Regions from separate parts of the Homo sapiens genome. Here region 2 is linked to region 1. A link is a loop called in an ENCODE intact Hi-C map of the cell type or tissue named here. Cell type or tissue: heart right ventricle. All regions are shown on one strand. Links, peaks and the distances in the headings refer to the core of each region. The heading gives the core; the rest is flanking DNA.

Region 1 (2,910 bases), core at 281-2,780:
GCTGCTGCTGCTGCTCGAAAAATACACAGAGATTCTGAAAGGCTGTAAGAGACAAGAGGATGCTGTGTGGCTTTGTTGGCGGCCCCAACTGGGCTCCGACTGGTAGATCTTGAAGTATTTCTTAATACAAAAATCTCCAATTCTATTTGGGTCCCTCTCATTGCTGTAATATAGATATTTTGTAAGTTTTCCGGGAATCCGATGGGAAAATAAATGTGGCTGGCAGATTCTCCCCCTTGCTCCATTCAAGGTCATTCCTGCTGTCTGGGCCTCCAGGGACCTGCTTCTCCAAACCTCTGTGCCTCCCACCTCTCTAATCCCCTCTCCCCCAGACTCACAGTTCTAAAGAGATGAAAAGGACATCTTTCTTACCCCAGGGTTGCTGGGTGACCCTGATAGATAATGTGTGTTGGGGTGATTCGAGAGCGAGAGGGAATATTGCAAAATGAAATTCTATAGAAGGAGATGGAACCTGCAATAAGAAATTTCAGAGTTAATGACTCTTCTGAAACTGTTTGTTATCTGCTTTAAGACAACCGTGTAAATAAAGGAATAAGAGACTCAACACTTCGAGAGTTGTTTTAAGAAACCTATTGCTAAAAATGTGTTATAATCCCACTGTACCTCGGATGCCATTGTGCCAAGCCAGACTCAGAGAGAGAAGATTTAGTGTTTCTCTGTTGCGTGGAGCCACTGGGGGGCTAAACTATGAGCTTGCTCTAATTAGCAAGGACATGCCTTGAAAATGTGTGATTTCAGCAGATGTGAATAGTAAAGTAATGCGGGGCTGGTATCTACCACATCTTTTGAACTTATCTTCCTAACTATAGTCATGGGTTTTACACATCGGATGCATTCCTGAAAAATCGGGTGTGAATCCGTATACAAAGTGGGATTATGTTTGAAATGTTCTGGGGATGCTCTGGACTTAGAGGAAACATGTATCAGTGAAAAAGTCACAGGGAAAGTCATACCCATCCCCGATTCCTCTTTGTTGGGTTTGGACGGGCCCTCAAGCCCTGGCGGAGGTTAGCATAAGCTGCCCCTCACTTTCACTGCTGGGCCATTGAAAGGAAAGGGCTGGTCCCCGAGAAGGGTCAAGGCAGGGCTATTTTGTTCTCCAGCAGCAAAGCAAAGAATGCTGGAGGAAACCACCCAAGCGACAAGCTCTGCAGAGGGCAACTGGAGGCTGAGTCTAAAAACAAAAGTGGAGGAGCCCATCTCCTTGGAGCTGTTTATATTACATAACTCAAATAAACACAGCAGTTCAGGAACAGTTCCCTTGGCGAGGGCCAGGACCATGAGAGGCCGACAAAGGGCGTCTCCTTCAGCCACCCTGGTCAGAAATGGCTTCTTTAAAACAACAATAATAACAATACACAGGGACTTGCCAGTCCAATTCAGCAGGGTGTCTTGAATACATCAGAGAGGAGTCGCTCTAATTAGGCCTTGTAAGGTCCCTTTATTTTCTCTAGCTAAGGAAATAAATCCTAATCAGAGAGCCCAGAAAGAAGCAAAACTGACACAGGAATGGCTATTCTCATGTGCAGAGTAGGGAAAGGAAGCCCTTCCAGTGGGTTTTCTCAGCACTCGAGAGCCGCTGTGAAGCTGGGCCAGTGCGACGACTGCTTCTTGGGCAATCGAGTAGTGGCTGGCTTTCTGTGACTTCAGCTCCTCTTCAGTTCAGAGCGATGCAGGGGCCGCCAGCCTTCTGGGAAGCATTGGGCAGTTTACATGGAGTCTGTGTGAAGAATAATAATTTAAAACAAACAAACAAACAAACAAACAAAAATGGTTACTAACTCAGTAAATGACCTCAGGCCTGCAGGCCCAAAGTCTGAACAAAATCAATCTTGAATTGAGAGCAAGGCAAGAACCTACTGAAACCTTTTTCATCAGTGCCCCTAAGTCTCCAGGGACAGCAACCCCTATCATATACCAGGGGCCGAGAATAGAAATAAAAATTGTGAACACAATCCTGAGCATGGGCTGATGGTACTAGCTGCCAACAACTGCCCCATTAGTAGGCTATGGGTACGTGCTAGGGAACATTTTCTCTACGAGGCTTGCATTTAAAAATATATCTTTCTTCAAAGCTGGCCCGGGGAGTGGATGGCGAGGAAGAAGCCTTCTTTCTCCGTGCTTATTGGGCGCTAATTCATCCTGTGATTTGCTGCGGATAGCTTACTTCTCTGAGCCTGCGTTTGCTGTGTGAGAATGACTGAGATCCTGTCTTTCAGCCAGTTAATGTTTTAGACAATTCCTGGATGAAAGCCACGCTCCAGAATTCGTCCCCCGCAGTGTGTTTCCTGGGTGCCCATGGGGCCAAGGAGGACAGAGGACGGTAGCTAAGGGTAACCCTCACTACTAAAGGCTCTCACCTCTTCTTCCTCCTTGGATGTGTCCCTGAAGACATTTGTCTCTTGGTTTCTTTATTCTCAAAAGGAGGACAATTCCTACCCGCTCCCTAAGAATGTTTAGGAGTAATAGCTAACAGAAGTTATTTAAAAGTACCTGGCAAATAACATTCAGGACCAGGTGCTGAATGATCCCCTTCCTCACACCACCCTACCTAATGCATTACCTATGTGCTCCCCTTTCAAATGCATTGCTGACAGACTGCCCTATGGGGTGTAAGGCTATTCTGTACAGAAGAGGTCTCTCGGGCTCCTCCAGAGAAGTTTGCTTTGCAGGAACCGCTGAAATCCTTACATGTCCAAACGCATGTTCTGGGTAGAAAAAAACAGGTGATGAGCTGTAAGGTAGAAGGCTGCCAGGATCCACCCATGGGCACCCAGGGTTTGGCACCCCTCTTTCCAGGGGGAAGCAAAAGTGAACCAATCAACACGACGAGGTCAAGTTCAAGTCTGCCTCAGTAAAACCCTGGGGACTTTCTTCTTGAAAAACAAC
Region 2 (2,910 bases), core at 272-2,771, 390 kb after region 1:
CCAGGAGTTTGAAACCTGCCAGGGCAACATAGAAGACTTTGTCCCTATTAAAAAATAATGTATAAAAAATCAAAATAAAAGAAGCAGCCAGTGCAGGTCAGGCTACCTCCTTCTGTCCTGGGACCTTGTGCAGAAACAGCCCCCTTCAGCTGAGCGGCTTGGTGGGTGACATTCACTTCTGAATTCTTTGGGAGTCTCTTTACAGATTGGAACCTGGGTAGGTGACGGCATCTCCTCAGGACAGAGCAACACTGGGCAGGTTAGGGAAGCAAGGCAGTGGCCACACTGGCCATCCGAGGCTGTCTTTCACCTTTTTTACCTTCGGAGACTAGATCAGTTTGTATTCAGGGGCCACTGGTCCCTTCCAGCACTATTGAGGACATGCTTATAAGGGTGTGAGCACACACATAGCCCGGGACCCCGCACCTGTGCTCACCCAGGAGCCAGCGGCCTGTATGTTCTTGCCTTCTTTGTTCCAGTTCCTGGGAAAGAAAGTGGGTCCATGACACCTGTGCTCCATCCAGGTCCCAGGGCCTGCTGAGACAACCCAGATTGTGGCTTACACCAGAACCATCTTGCAGTGAGTCTCCACCAAAAAATAAATGCCCACCATGGCTTTTATCTGGTTTCAGGTGAAACAAGAGCATCTACCTCTCAGGGTTGTCGTGAGGATTAAATGAGATGAGGCATTGAACACGCTTAGAGCGTGACACAGTGCAAGACACACAGTGAGTGCCTGTGAGCAAGCACTTAACTAGAATCACTGTTGCACATCCTCAAGGCTGGTGACAGTGCACACAGATTTCAGGACTCAAAACGATAATTCGTGTAAAGCCGTTGTTGTTATCTTTAGGCTGTGACTAGCTGCCAGACTATGAGAGGTGACCCCGAGTGGTTCAGTGGGACCTTAGCCTCTGAATGAATGTCATCATCCAGCTGAGTTCCTGCATCCACCGTTATTAAGTTAGGACATTCTTTTCACGAGCAAATTCCAAAGTAGAATTGTCAGGAGTCGCATAATTAGTGAAGTTTACTGGCACGAATTATTTGTGTCTTTTGAGTGTTGACCCTTGAGTCTCTGGAAGACTTGAAGAGCTAAAAGTTCTACTCTTTCTCCAGATTCAGGTCCCTAGGAGCCCCCACCTGCCTGATCTGTTTCTGTCCTCCTTCTCTTCCACCCAAGGAAGCATGTAAATGTGCCCGGAGTTCCCAGGGCACCTGGCCAAGGCCACTGTCAACATCCACATACCCAAAGAGCATGCACGCGTCTCTGGGGTTCTTTCCTCCCAAAGCCCAGAGCTGTGACTGTTTCCTGCAGACACAGGATTTCAGGTCAACTCAAGCCAGAGGTCAACCAAGTCCCAGGCCAGAAAATGCATTGTCTGGAATGTTCCTTAGAAACAAATGAGTCTCTCTGTGATGCAAGGTTTAGACGGAAGCAGGCAGGTTAACGTGCCATGTGTCAGAAGTTTTCGTCTAGGTTGAGAGATGTCAATGAATGGCCTGGAGATAATGCTCACTGGGCATTTGGGAAAGTTAGCAGGACAGACATAGACTTCTACCAAGTACAGGGTGCAAAGGCCCACGGGTAACTCCTGAGGGGAGGTGGCAGGTGGGATGGGGAAGGGAGACCTCCAGGGAAAGGCTCTCTCAGTACTTACCTGTTTAAACTATTGGTCTTCTCAGTAAAATTTATTTAAACACACAAAGGCTGCCCCTGCATCATGTTTTTCCAAAATTGTCTGGTCCAGTTCCTTTCCCTCAGCGTTGTATTGTCTATTTAGTTTAGTTTTCTCCTCCTTTAATGAGGACTTACCAACTTTTTTTGCTTCAAAATGTCTATAACCAATTACACAGACTTTCATAAGAAAGATTTATCAAAACAGTAGACACACGTTACTGCCTTGGTCCTATAAACAGAAAATCACCCAGGACCATGTATTTGCAGAATGGCTTTCAAACTTAATCTATGGCTTAAAAGCTGAGACAATTATCAAAGGCTGTTAAGTTCACTCCTTAGTTTGAAAAAGCAGAACTAAAGTGGACACCCCTGTGTGTCCAGAGCTGCACCCTCCCCAAGGCAGGGCAAGGCACTCAGGGGCTTCTCCTTCCCTACAGGGCTGATGACCCAAAACACACACTTTGGTTCAACATTGGGAAAACGACAGCCCTATTCCTTTATTGCTTAAGGGAGAAAGAGGCATGTACAGAGGCCCACTGCTAACCCAGACCAGGAATCATTACTGGAAGGAAGAAACACCTGGAATCTATGGTCAAGGTCTTCTGTTTTCCTTCTGTCCATGGGTTTCCCAATCCAAGGGCTCGCCTCCCACTGGAGGCTCTCCTCAGCCAGGGCGATTAATTTCTGTGCCAGCAACATGCAGACAACCTCAAAAAAGGGCCCTTGCTCTCCTTCCATGGTGCTGCCTGCGCTTTCCTTCCAGTGGGGACTTTCCCATCATGCCCATGCTGTTGGAGGTGTGTTGCTGCCCATGCTTTCCCTCCAGTAGGAGCCTTCCCATCATGGCCCGTGTTGTTGGAGGTGATGATGCTGCCCACGCTTTCCCTCCAGTAGGAACTTTCCCATCATGGCCCGTGGTTGTTGGAGGTGATGATGCTGCCCATGCTTTCCCTCCAGTAGGAACTTTCCCATCATGGCCCATGGCTGTTGGAAGTGACGGTGCTGCCCAGAGTTTTCTCTCGCCAACCCCCCCACCTTTTCCCTGAGAGGGTGCCTCCATCCTGCAACTCCAACCACCTGCTGCTTTTGACGGCCAATATCTTCTGCACAAATTTCCCCTGTGAGCACCAAATCCAAATGCCCAACATCCTACTGGACAATAGATTTTCAAACTCAACATTCCCCAACTCAACTCCTCATCCTCCCCCTACTTCTTTCCCAAATGTATT

Evidence for each region. A loop is a pair of places that touch in the nucleus more often than their neighbours do. Peaks named below come from ENCODE experiments on the same cell type or tissue, not always from the same donor. Only the 100,000 strongest peaks of a DNase experiment are listed, where the experiment ranks them.
Region 2: a loop joins it to region 1, with 1.8 times the contacts of the local background. A loop is called at or near these places in 9 of 110 quality-filtered maps.

What each region holds. Positions count from the first base shown.
Region 1 is chr1:234,534,741-234,537,650 of GRCh38, forward strand. No RefSeq gene overlaps it. Among named protein-coding and RNA genes, the nearest start is that of LINC01354, 4.4 kb to the left of the region's middle. RefSeq lists a silencer at 1,043-1,337. In heart right ventricle, for the core only: a CTCF peak has its summit at 1,271; DNase peaks (open chromatin) are centred at 1,231 and 1,679; H3K27ac peaks cover 2,500 bases.
Region 2 is chr1:234,920,546-234,923,455 of GRCh38, forward strand. No RefSeq gene overlaps it. Among named protein-coding and RNA genes, the nearest start is that of LINC02971, 35 kb to the right of the region's middle. RefSeq lists an enhancer at 1-330. In heart right ventricle, for the core only: no CTCF peak of the experiment used is centred there; a DNase peak (open chromatin) is centred at 1,247; H3K27ac peaks cover 2,188 bases.